2 separate regions of the Mus musculus genome follow, and region 1 is linked to region 2. A link is a contact called in ENCODE POLR2A ChIA-PET data. All regions are on one chromosome and are shown on one strand. Each heading gives the region's core, a stretch centred on a gene start or an enhancer-like site at or near the end of the contact. The rest is flanking DNA. Distances are from core to core; before and after follow the strand shown. Region 1 holds the start of Tbrg1 (transforming growth factor beta regulated gene 1). Region 2 holds the start of Msantd2 (Myb/SANT-like DNA-binding domain containing 2).

Evidence for each region. ChIA-PET counts read pairs that join two places held with the same protein, here RNA polymerase II (POLR2A).
Region 1: POLR2A ChIA-PET joins it to region 2 with 11 read pairs in Patski. The contact joins the promoter of Tbrg1 here to the promoter of Msantd2 in region 2. POLR2A ChIA-PET finds 5 or more read pairs at or near these places in 4 of 5 experiments (Patski and embryonic stem cell).

What each region holds. Positions count from the first base shown.
Region 1 is chr9:37,653,941-37,659,172 of GRCm38, reverse strand. It overlaps Tbrg1 (transforming growth factor beta regulated gene 1), which reads left to right and starts at 1,861. Exons shown (of 9, transcript NM_025289.3): 1 at 1,861-2,175; 2 at 4,081-4,151; 3 at 4,737-4,957. The coding sequence starts at 2,029.
Region 2 is chr9:37,487,492-37,493,156 of GRCm38, reverse strand. It overlaps Msantd2 (Myb/SANT-like DNA-binding domain containing 2), which reads right to left and starts at 3,836. Exons shown (of 4, transcript NM_146222.2): 1 at 3,324-3,836. The coding sequence starts at 3,833.

The DNA.
Region 1 (5,232 bases), core at 612-3,111, 170 kb before region 2:
ATACTAAAATATTAATAGTAGTTCATCCAAAGAGGCAGTATTATGGGTGTCTTGGTGGTTTGGGATAGGGGGAGTTATTATTGTGTTGTTGTTGTTGTTGTTGTTGTTATTTTTTTCAAACCTTTGTTATGTGTCTACATGGATGACAGGTGTGTACACATGTGAGTGCAAGTGCCCATGTCAGATCCCCTAAAGCTGGAATTACAAATAGCTGTGCGCTACAGGATGTGGTTTCTTGAAACTGAACTTGGGGCCTCTGTTACTCATTCATTCATTCATTCATCCATCCATCCATTCATCCACCACTCATTTTGGAATGCTAGAAATCAAACCCAGAGCTCTTCACCTATAATATAAGTGCTTTGCCACTGAGTTAGATCACAGCCCATGGATTTTAAAAAAAATTCCCCAAGCTGGACATGGTTGTCTATGGCTATAGTCCCAGAATTTGGGAGATAGAAACAGGAGGGTCAGGAGTTCAGGGTCATCTTTCCCTACACAGAGAGTTTGGCACTGTTAAGAACCCAGTCTATCAAAGCCAACAAATAAACAATACCTTCTTTTTTGTCAAATTTGCAAGAAAATTGCCTTAATTGTAAAAGAAAAAGTCTCAAGTGAAAAAAAAAAATAATAATAAACATGTTTGGGACTATTCCACTGAAGTCTACTGGCCAAAAGAGCTTTCAACTAAAGCAGAGGCTGGGACTTTCCTCCTCATAGACACAACACACGAAGAAGATGAATAATACAAAAAGTCAGATAGATGTCAAAGTCTATGAGAACAAAATGCAGCTAAACAGCAAATCAGGCAGTTAAAACTAACGCTTTATTAAGAATAAAGTCAATTTCGATTACTATGAGTGCTTTCAGATTCCAAGCTAGAATTCCAGTATATATTTTCAAAGCAGTGTATTTTATAAGTTGTCACAATTCTGATGGCTTTTAAAACCAACTAAATCCACAGGAGCACCTTAGGTATTTGTGAAGGCAAATGGTACCCTGGAGTTGCATTATTAAGACCCAACCAAGTTCAAAAAAAGCAGCTTGTTACATGGGCAGTCATAGAAGAGTATCTACACGCTTTTTCTCTTGGGTTGCAGTTTGTCAAAACTGCAATGGTTTTTACAGTTTTCAGAGATTAAATACTTGGATCACTTACTGAATTCTAAGTTGTCTTTATCAGTATTAGGTTTTTCTCTAGTAATTCAGTGAGCGCGTTAATTATGTAACATACTTCTTGGCTTCCATGTACAACCGTAAACGTCTAGATTTGGAGAATTTAACAATAATTATCTTTTATATGAGTACACTAGTTTGGAAATCCACCCCATCTCATTTCTTACTTTGAGAGGGAGAAAACAAACAACAAAAACAAAATGTGAAAAAGAGGCTCAGTCAATTGGTTTGACACTACTGAAAGAAAAAAACGATAGGAAGTATGTGTACTTGAAACGCTCCTGGTTTCATTTTAAAACCACTGAAAGCCGACCTTGTGCTACTTAACATTTTATTAAAACAGTTTGCTAACTAGATACCAAGCTTTGGGGCAATCAAGGTCTTGTTTTACTATCCCCGAAGTTCACAGCCTAAGAAACACTTGTGCGATCAGCACATATGGGAAACTGAGTTCCCCGCATTAGTATTTAAGTCTGCTAAAACCCCAGGAAGGCCTGCTGCTCAGAGCAACCTGGGAAAGCAGATGTGGACGTGCATTCCCTGAGGGCACCTGCCTGAGCGTCTGCATCAGGACTTTAAACTCTTCCCTACTTCGCTGGCTATCAGCCGGGTAGGACCGGTTCTTTCCAGCTCCAGCTCCTTGCAACCCTGAGCCACACCCGTCCTCCCAGCCCACCGCTAGGTCCGAACCACCGCAACTTCCAAACCCGGAAGTTACACGTGGCGGTGCTTTTGCGCAACTTCCGGCGGGTCTTCCTTGGGAAATCGACTGGGAAGTGCCGAGGATCGCCATCTGTTTCTGCCTGCGCTCCATCCCCTCCGCGCCCCGGAGCTCCAGAACCCGGTCTGATCATGAGCGTGTTGAGCGGCCTGGCCTCCGAGCCGCGCACCCCGCTGTCCAGCAAGGCCAGGATGAAAAGGCTCCCGAGGAAGAGCCAGAACGAGAAGTACCGGCTGAAGTACCTGCGGCTGCGCAGAGCAGCTAAGGCCACGGTGTTTGTGAGTCTGGGTTTGGGTGGGGACTGTCTTCCCCACCTCAACTCTCTCAGAGAAAGAATATCCGTCCAGTGTTAGTTGCCTCGCTTGGGAATATTAGTTCCATATCCTTGCATAAGTTATTCCTCTAGTCCTGTCAACTCCTCTATAAATGAGGACTGAAGAGTGCTCCGCCAGCAAACTTTAGTCATTACCTTCTTGCTACTTTTCGTTTCGAGCCTAAGGAGTGTCTTTTAAGGCGAGCACACTGAAATGAAGCCCAGAGGGATGACGTGCCCTAACTCCAACTTGGATACCCTGATTCCAGTTTATTATTTACTCTACACAGCCTGTTTCCTAAGTACACCCAACCCTAACGCCATGGCTGCCGCTTTCGTAAACAGGCACCTAAATCTTTCAAAATTGTCCTGGTTGTAGCTCCCTTTGACGAGGCTTCTAGGTGTTTCTGCCTTCCCTCCATCCGAAACTGAAAGTGGAACTCAACATCAGGAAACAGGCTACCTCCTCCTGCTGAGGTGTATAGACACTTCCTGCTTTAATTGTAGGGATTTAGGATTTGATGAGTAAACTTCTTTACCAGCCAAGAAGTATTAGGGTCTAATAAATCTGATAACAGTCTAATAAATAGACTATTCTAGCTTAGCCAGTCACCTCAGTGCTTGCTTGGTAATAGGTATACGGTCCATATACCCTCACATCTGAACCTGCAGTTTAACACTTCTTTCTACAAGGTCTTTGTAGACGTATCGGGAAAAGTTTTGACTTTCAATTTGTTGTTGCTAAAACATTTAACGCTTGTATATGTGTCGAGGGAAATATGAGTAAATCAGGAAGTCAACACCTTATACTCACTGTTCTCTCTTGTCACATGATGTCAGAGCCTGCCTAATGCTTACAAGTCGACATTTAAAGATAGTGTTGGTTTCGTTAAGTATACAAAGATCTTATGAAACCAAAGGGTCTCCGTGTACTTAAACCAACTGATGCCTTGAACACCAATTTGAGGCTCCACCTGTGAAACACCCAAATAGGCATTTCCTTCAAAACTGGTTTCAAGACAGACTGAGCCATCAGTAAAGAATGATGGTACTTGGGTATATGCAAATAGATGATTAATTAAGAATTTTACATGCAAAACTTTTCATCCTTTTCTCTTCTCTCCCCTCCCCTCCTCCCCTCCCCTCCCCTCCCCCTCCCTCCCTCCCTCCCTCTCTCTCTCTCTCTCTCTCTCTCTCTCTCTCTCTCTCTCTCTCTCTCCCTGTAATTGTTCTGTAAGATACAGTGGGTCAGATTGTCTTTGCAAGGTCAAAGCTGTAAGCATAGAGAGTCTTTAGAATTCTGTAGTGGAGAACAAAAAAGAATTTTGTAGGGGGTCTAAATTAAGTCCAAGTCCTATATCCTTTCTCTGCCAAAGGCCACACTAATTGGAGTGGCCACACCCATTGATTTGCCCAAAGAGTGCAAGCCCTGGTGTACCATCTTGTTCTGGCATGAGCATTAAGAATGTCCCTCTTCATCCAAAGGTGTCCATGCAATTACCCTCCCTGTAATAGAACCCAAACACTTGGCCCTGCAGATTTTTTTTTAAAAGAAGTTTCTTTCTTTTTATTCTTATTACTGTGTGTGTGCCGCCGAGCACGCATAGAAGTTATCAGGTAACTGTCATTCATTCCTCTCCTTCCACTGTGGGTTCTGGGGCTCCGATTCGGTGCCTTTCCCCGCTGAGCCAGCTGTACAGACTCTGTATTTATTAACAGCATGCGCAGAGTAGAACCACACTTCTCTTACACACTGCAGCACAGAGGGCTCTTTCAATCTGAGATATAGATCTTGTCACCAGAAAGGAGCCTCAAGTTTTAAGTTCATTTTATGTGATTATAGTCCTTTTTTTTTTTTTCTTCCTTAAAGGAAAATGCTTCCATCTGTGATGAAATTGCTCGTCTTGAGGAAAAATTTCTTAAAGCAAAGGAAGAAAGAAGGTGAGCCAGCTTCATTTTGCTGTTGCTGTGATTATCATTGTCATCATTATTACTGGTGCTGTGGATTGATATTATTATGGTGGCTGATTTTTTTTTTCCCTCTCCTCTGGATTCCTGCACATCGCAAAGCCCCTTGACCACTTGAGGCAATACAGAGGAATTCTAAACCTGTGTGCTATATCCCACCCAAATAACTTCCCAATTATGAAAACCAAGGGATGATTTAAAAAAAAAAAAAAAACCACTGTTTCTCATTCTACTAATATTGGCTTTGTTTTTCCCTATGCAAATTACAGTGGGTATATGGATACCTCTGATTCTATTCGTATGAATATTCTCCAGACACCTCAGGCCTTCCACCCTAAAGGTAGAAGATCCCTGCAGGGACAAGAGAAGTTCCAGCCAATATCTTGATTTCTTCAAGTATTGATTATCCTGCAGGGCTTCATGGCCTCTGTCTCCAATAAGAGCCTTATTGTGTGATAATCTTTGTATTTAGTCTGTAATTCCCACTGCTTAAGCGAAACGTTGAATTGAGAGAAAAGCCAGAGTTCATGCCTGTCCTCCCATCCCTCTCCACCTCAGATACTTGCTGAAGAAGCTCCTCCAGATACATGCTCTAACTGAAGGGGAGCCACAGGCCGCTGCTCCTTCCCACAGCTCCAGTTTGCCCCTGCCTTATGGTGTCACCAGCTCTGTGGGAACTATGCAGGGAGCCGGGCCCAGCACTGGGGCCGAGGAACCATTTGCGAAGAAATCCAAGAAGGAGAAGAAAGAAAAGGGCAAGGAGAACAGCAAACTGGAAGGTATTTTAAGAAGATAGTGTAGCAGTGGCCTCGGAGGCTCTACTGATAGCAAAGGCCTGGTAGAACTAACTGGTTCTGACTGAGTAACAAGTAGCCGCTTGTGTTTCATAGCACCCCCTGAAGTCCCTTGAGAAGCAAGTGTCTCATTGGAGCTGCTTTGGAGAGATTCTGATTAGACGTGACAGATGAGGATAAGCAGGCTTGAGGCCTCTGCCCCTCGTTTTGTGCCCCTGCTCTCTGGACTGTATTCACTGCAGGCTTTCCTAGGGGCAGGG
Region 2 (5,665 bases), core at 2,587-5,086:
TTCCACTTCTAAAAACTGGGGCCTAGAGATTTGTTTTTGGGTCAAAGGTTCTAAACACTTAGCGTTGTACTTCTCCTAATTACAATCTTTACTCCCTGGGCAGCTAGCTAGCTCATGACTGCTCTCAGTGACTCTTTGCTTCTGTGCTAAAGATCACATTCACACAGTTTTCTAAAAGGATAGAGCTAGGGGACATTTCATTACCAGGTTTTTTTGTATTTGACTCCATGGCCTTACAGAAAATAGGCAAGCACTCTACCACAGAGCTAACTCCTCAGCCTTCTAAAGCTTAGCTTTAATGCAATATTTTTTAAATTGGGTTCCAAAGTCCACATTTTTAATTTTCAATAACACTACTATAATTTATTTATATAAATTTTTATACATTCAGTCACAGTTTGTATCAACTTGACACAAACCTAGATACACCTGAGAAGAGGGAAACTCAGTTGAGGAAATGCCTCTAGTTGTAACCATGTCTGTAAGGCGGTCTCTTAATTGCTAATTGATATAGGCGGGCCCAGCCTACTGTAGGTGGTGCTATCCCTGGGAAGGTACACCTGAACTATGAAAGAAAGGTAGAGAGCCGGGCGTGGTGGCTCACGCCTTTAATCCCAGCACTTGGGAGGCAGAGATAGGCGGATTTCTGAGTTCGAGGCCAGCCTGGTCTACAGAGTGAATTCCAGGACAGCCAGGGCTATACAGTGAAACCTTGTCTCGAAAAACCAAAAAAAAAAAAAAAAAAAGAAAGAAAGAAAGAAAGGTAGAAGAGCAAGCCAAGGAAGCCAGCCAGTATGTGGTGCTCCTGTGTGGTCTCTGCTTCAGGTCCTACAGACTCCTTCCTTGAGCTCCGGCCCTGGTGAGGCTGTTTGAATTAGCATGGCCTCCACAGACTCACATATTTAAACGCTTGGCTTTAGTTGGTAGAACTGTTTGGGGAAGGATTAGGAAGCATGGTCTTGAGGAAGGAGATTTGTCCCCAGGGGTAAACTCTGAGCTTTCGAAAGCCAATCTCTTCCTCTCTGCATCCTGCTTGAGAATCAGTGTAAGCTCTTTGCTACTGCTCCAGCGCCATGCCTGCTGCCAGACCTGGACCACCATGATGATCCTGGACCAAGACTCACCCTCTGAAACTGTAAACAAGCCTGCAATTAAATGCTGTCTTTTAATACATTGCCTTGGTCATGGTATCTCTTCAAAGCAATAGTAAACTAAAATACCTAGCTTCCCTAAGCTATAAGCTGTTAGTCAAACAAACCCTTTCCTCTACACTGGTTTTGGTCAGTGTTTTATCACAGCAACAAAAAGTTAAAAAAAAAAAAAAATACCTTCCAAAACTCTTTCTCTACTTTCTCAGATGAACAAAGCATTTATTCAGTGCCTACTGAATGCTGGTTTGTGGAGGGACCAGACTAGAACTTGTCCTTAATTCTGGAGGAAAATATCAACATTAACAGAGTCTGAGTTTCTTGATCAAAAGCAAACATTTGTCATCCCTCCTTGTCTGTTAACTGCTACGGTATCAGAGAACCCAGCATCATCTCATAATCCCAAAAGACTAAAAGTTGGAGGTCAACTTGATCTTACCTGTCTGAAAACAGGTAAACTGATCCTCTAAATTCTTCAGAGGCTCAATCTCCTTTCTTTGCTTTAGATTTCCTTCTCATAACTGGACAATGAAGCATTCCAACTAGATATCCCCTGGTTGTTTGAGAAACAATTTTATGGAGAGATTTACATTCAGCAAGGTTTTGATAGTACACCTTGAAAATCCTATGAATAAAAATCAAGAAAACAGGCATAATTTACAAATGCCTAAGACACTCTCAGAACTCCAGAAAAGTTTGTGGGTGGATGCTACACAGGGCAGCTCAAAGAAACTGCCCCAAATTTAACATGAACGACCCTGAATAAAGCAATGAATGAAATCCAAACAACATATTATCTAGTACATATTATCTCAATGACATTCTTGTTTAACAAAGGAGCTCAATAAGAATCCTCAAATGAACATAATCAAATAATCTAACTTTGCTTTCTAATGGGTGTAAAATTAATCTAACAGTTAACAATGAAACCGCTGTTTCTGGAACAAATTTTCTAAGTAACAACGTCTCCAAATGAACATCTGTGGAGCCAAGGCCTCATGAACTATGGCACAATCCCCCCCACCCCCCATTCAGTGTGATTACCCTTACTTAAACAACTATTCTTACTGAGTTTTATGGTTGTTTGCTAATGTGATATTCTCAGTTGTGACTCTTTTTCGTCCCCAGAAAAAGTAGCCTTCACTATGAGAAGTGAACACTAGGTAAACACAATGTAATGTTTTCAATGAAAACTGGGAGAAACTCTGAGCAGACACTAGTAAGAGGGAAGAGCTTAACTAAAGTACAGCTCCTTGTCTGCAAAGGCAGATACGAAGGCCTAGACAACGCATTAGAAACAGTAAACCGATATGCAGGCTGATGGTAAAATTAACCCACATTAAGCCTCCACATTTAAACATGCTGATGCATAAGGATGGCCAGATGCATACTCGGTTTTACTTGTCCGCATCCGGGCACCCTAACTAAAGCAGAAAAAACCTGGGTGACAAGAGAGGGCTTCCTCAGAATTAGAAGCCTCCTGACTCTCAAGGCAACCTGACTCTGAAAAGATCGCCAGTCCAAATTCCAAAAGAACCTTCAAGCAGACTAACGTTCAAGGTGTCCTCTACTGTCCTCTACCTCCACGATAACAATACACGACCTTTCTTTCACTAAGCCTTTCCAGCTCTCCAAAAGCACCTCAAATCTTGCTAGTCCTTGTATCACCTCAACTGACAAGCAAAGCGACTGACACAAAAGGCCAGCCGTCCCAATGCTCTATTCTTGAAACTTCAGCAAAGGAAAAAAATCTTACACTGGGCGCTCATCCGGCCCTCTGCTACCCTTCCTCAATTCCATCCCAGCTGGAAAGCTTCAGTCTGGGAGCCCCTCTATCTGGGAACAAAGCAGTGCGGGCGACAGCACCCGCGACAGTTGCGGGCCCCGCGCACAATGAGAGAAACTACCAACTTCAGAGCGCAGGAACATCCTCAATTGGCAAGAAAGAGGGGCGGCGGCAGACACGCCCAACTTCAAACTCAGGAAACCTACGGGCTGGCGGCCATCTGGAAAGAAGCGCCCCTTCCCAGGGAGAGAAGAAAGAGGCGGAGCAGACACAAGGGATACCCGGGGCCCGGGAGGGGAGCCCCGCGCTCGGCCCGGCCCCCGCCCCCAGGCCCGTTTCCCCGCCTTCTCTGCCTCTGGTTCGCAGCCCCGGGCAGAGCGGCCGGTTACCTTGATGCGCTCCCGGCACTGGGACGGGGTCCGCTCGTAGCCCAGCTCGGCCAGGGCCCGGGACACGCGCTCGTACATGGCCGGCCCAGGGGCCTTGCTGCCGAATACCGTGCCGGCTCCCTCCAGCTGCTGGTACCGCGCCTCCACCAGCCGCTCGTTGCCCCATACAGCGATGAGCGCGTTCGTCTCTGCCGGCGTCCACGACATACCCCGGCAGGCGGCGGCAGCGGCCGCCGCAGCCCCGCCACTGCCGCCGCCGGGCGAGAAGGAGACCGAGGACGAGGCAGCGCCGCGGCCCCCCAGCCCCAGCCCGAGACCCCCGGACGCCGCGGCCCCCGAGCCCGCCGCGCTGCCGGGCCCGAGAGGGGAGGCTCCCCGAGGCGTGGAAGGGTCGGACAGCGATGGGTTCCCGTCGCTCAGGTCGCCGGGAGACGCCGGGGAAAGCACCTCCATCTTCGGAATTTTGAGCGGCGAGTTGGCGGGCAGCTCCGAGCCACAGGGCGCAGCCATCTTCCAAGCCGCCGCCGCTGCACCGCCCGGAAGTGACGCACCCCTGCATCCGGCCACCGGGGTCTCCGGGGCTGCCCTGGGGCCTGGCTCGGGGCTGAGTGGCTCGCCGCGGTCAGAGGGCCCGGAGGATGTGTCTGGCTGGCCCAAGCAGCCCGCAAATCTTCGCCTTTCCCCTCCAGCCAGCTGGTGCCGGCCGCTCCTCTCCCGGGAGGAGAAGCTGGGACCCGGCGCACCCAAGCTCCGAGCAGAGAAGGGTGGGGGCATGAGGGCGCGGGAGTGAAGGACTGGTTGGAGCCTCCCCACTTCCTTTCCAATCTCAACCCTCACAACAGGGGTGAGGCCCGCGAGGGCCTCGAATTAAGGACGAATTGGCTATTTCTGTTTTCCTGTCTCCGCCCCTGAGCCTATCCTCCCTCTAAGCCCGCCTTTAGGTACGGGAACCGAGGTCCAGACTGGAGACTAGGAAACCCTACAAAGGGTATGTGGAGGAAGGCAAAGCGGGAAGGCTGCTTGCAGTGGTTCTGGACAAGACTTTCGAGAACAGATATGAGTTAGAGTTTGCACGCTTTAGCTTTTCAAGAAACTCAGCCTCTATAGCAACTCTGATTGCACTCACGTGTTCTGCTAGGCAAACACCCTGTCACTGAGCCACACCCACAAGCTTCGTTTCGTTTGTTTTCTTGTTCCTCTGAGTAACTGTGTAGCCAATGATAAAGTAAATGTCTTTCTTGCTTTTATACAGTATCTATAATGGGGACATGAAAGAGCTCCAGAGCCCAGCAGAATAGCTACTCCGGTACCTCAGTCCACTGGGATTTGGGACTGGTTTAAAATTTCCCAGTCAAGTTCAAGGAAATGAAACTGTTCCTGTGACCTAGTAGTAAATTAGCACTCATCACTCACTCCTGAATATTTCCGTAAAGTCTTGAACATTGAAGTATCATATAGCTATAAGATATAACCTTGTTTGTGTGGTATTATTTTGGTTTTTGACACAAGGTTTTTCTGTGTTATCCTGGCTGTCCTGGAACTAAGTCTATAGACCAGGCTGGCCTCAAACTCCGCCTGCCGCCTCTGCCTCTGGAATGTTGGGATTAAAGGCCTGAGCTGCCACCACCACCTAGTCAATTTCCATATTCTTTAAAGCTGGAAATCCTGTTTATCTCAGATCATTAACTTTAAAACCTCAGTAGTGGCAGAAAGATGCCTCAACCAGTACAGGTATTTGCTGCCAAGCCCGCCCAATGACTGAAGACAACCTGCTCTCATGACTTGTTCTTTGACCGTCATACATGGGACATGCCACCCATATCCCCACACTTACACACAAAATTAAACTTCATTTTAAAATGTGTTCGTTTAGTTTTATGTGTATAAACGTTTGCCTATGTGTGTATGTGTGAAGGGGCCTGATGTTGGTAACGGTCAGCAAAAGGCATCAGATCCCTTAGAACTGGAATTACAAGACTTGCAAGCCATCTGCAGGTTCTGAGTCCCTTGTAAGAGTAACTAATGAGTAATCTCTCCAGGCCCCACGCAAGATAATTTAAAAAAAAGGGGGGGGGGGTGTTTGTTTGTTTGTTGGTTGGTTTTGGTTTGTTTTGTTTTGTTTGTTTTTTGTTTTTTCGAGACAGGGTTTCTCTGTTATAGCCCTGGCTGTCCTGGCACTCACTTTGTAGACCAGGCTGGCCTAGAACTCAGAAATCCGCCTGCCTCTGTTTTTTGTTTTTAAAGCAGACTGTAACTGAGGCAGCTGACCAATGATATTATGAATAAATTATGCAGTCTCTCTCGGTCACTCAGTGTTTTTCTAACTAACAAATATATGTTAT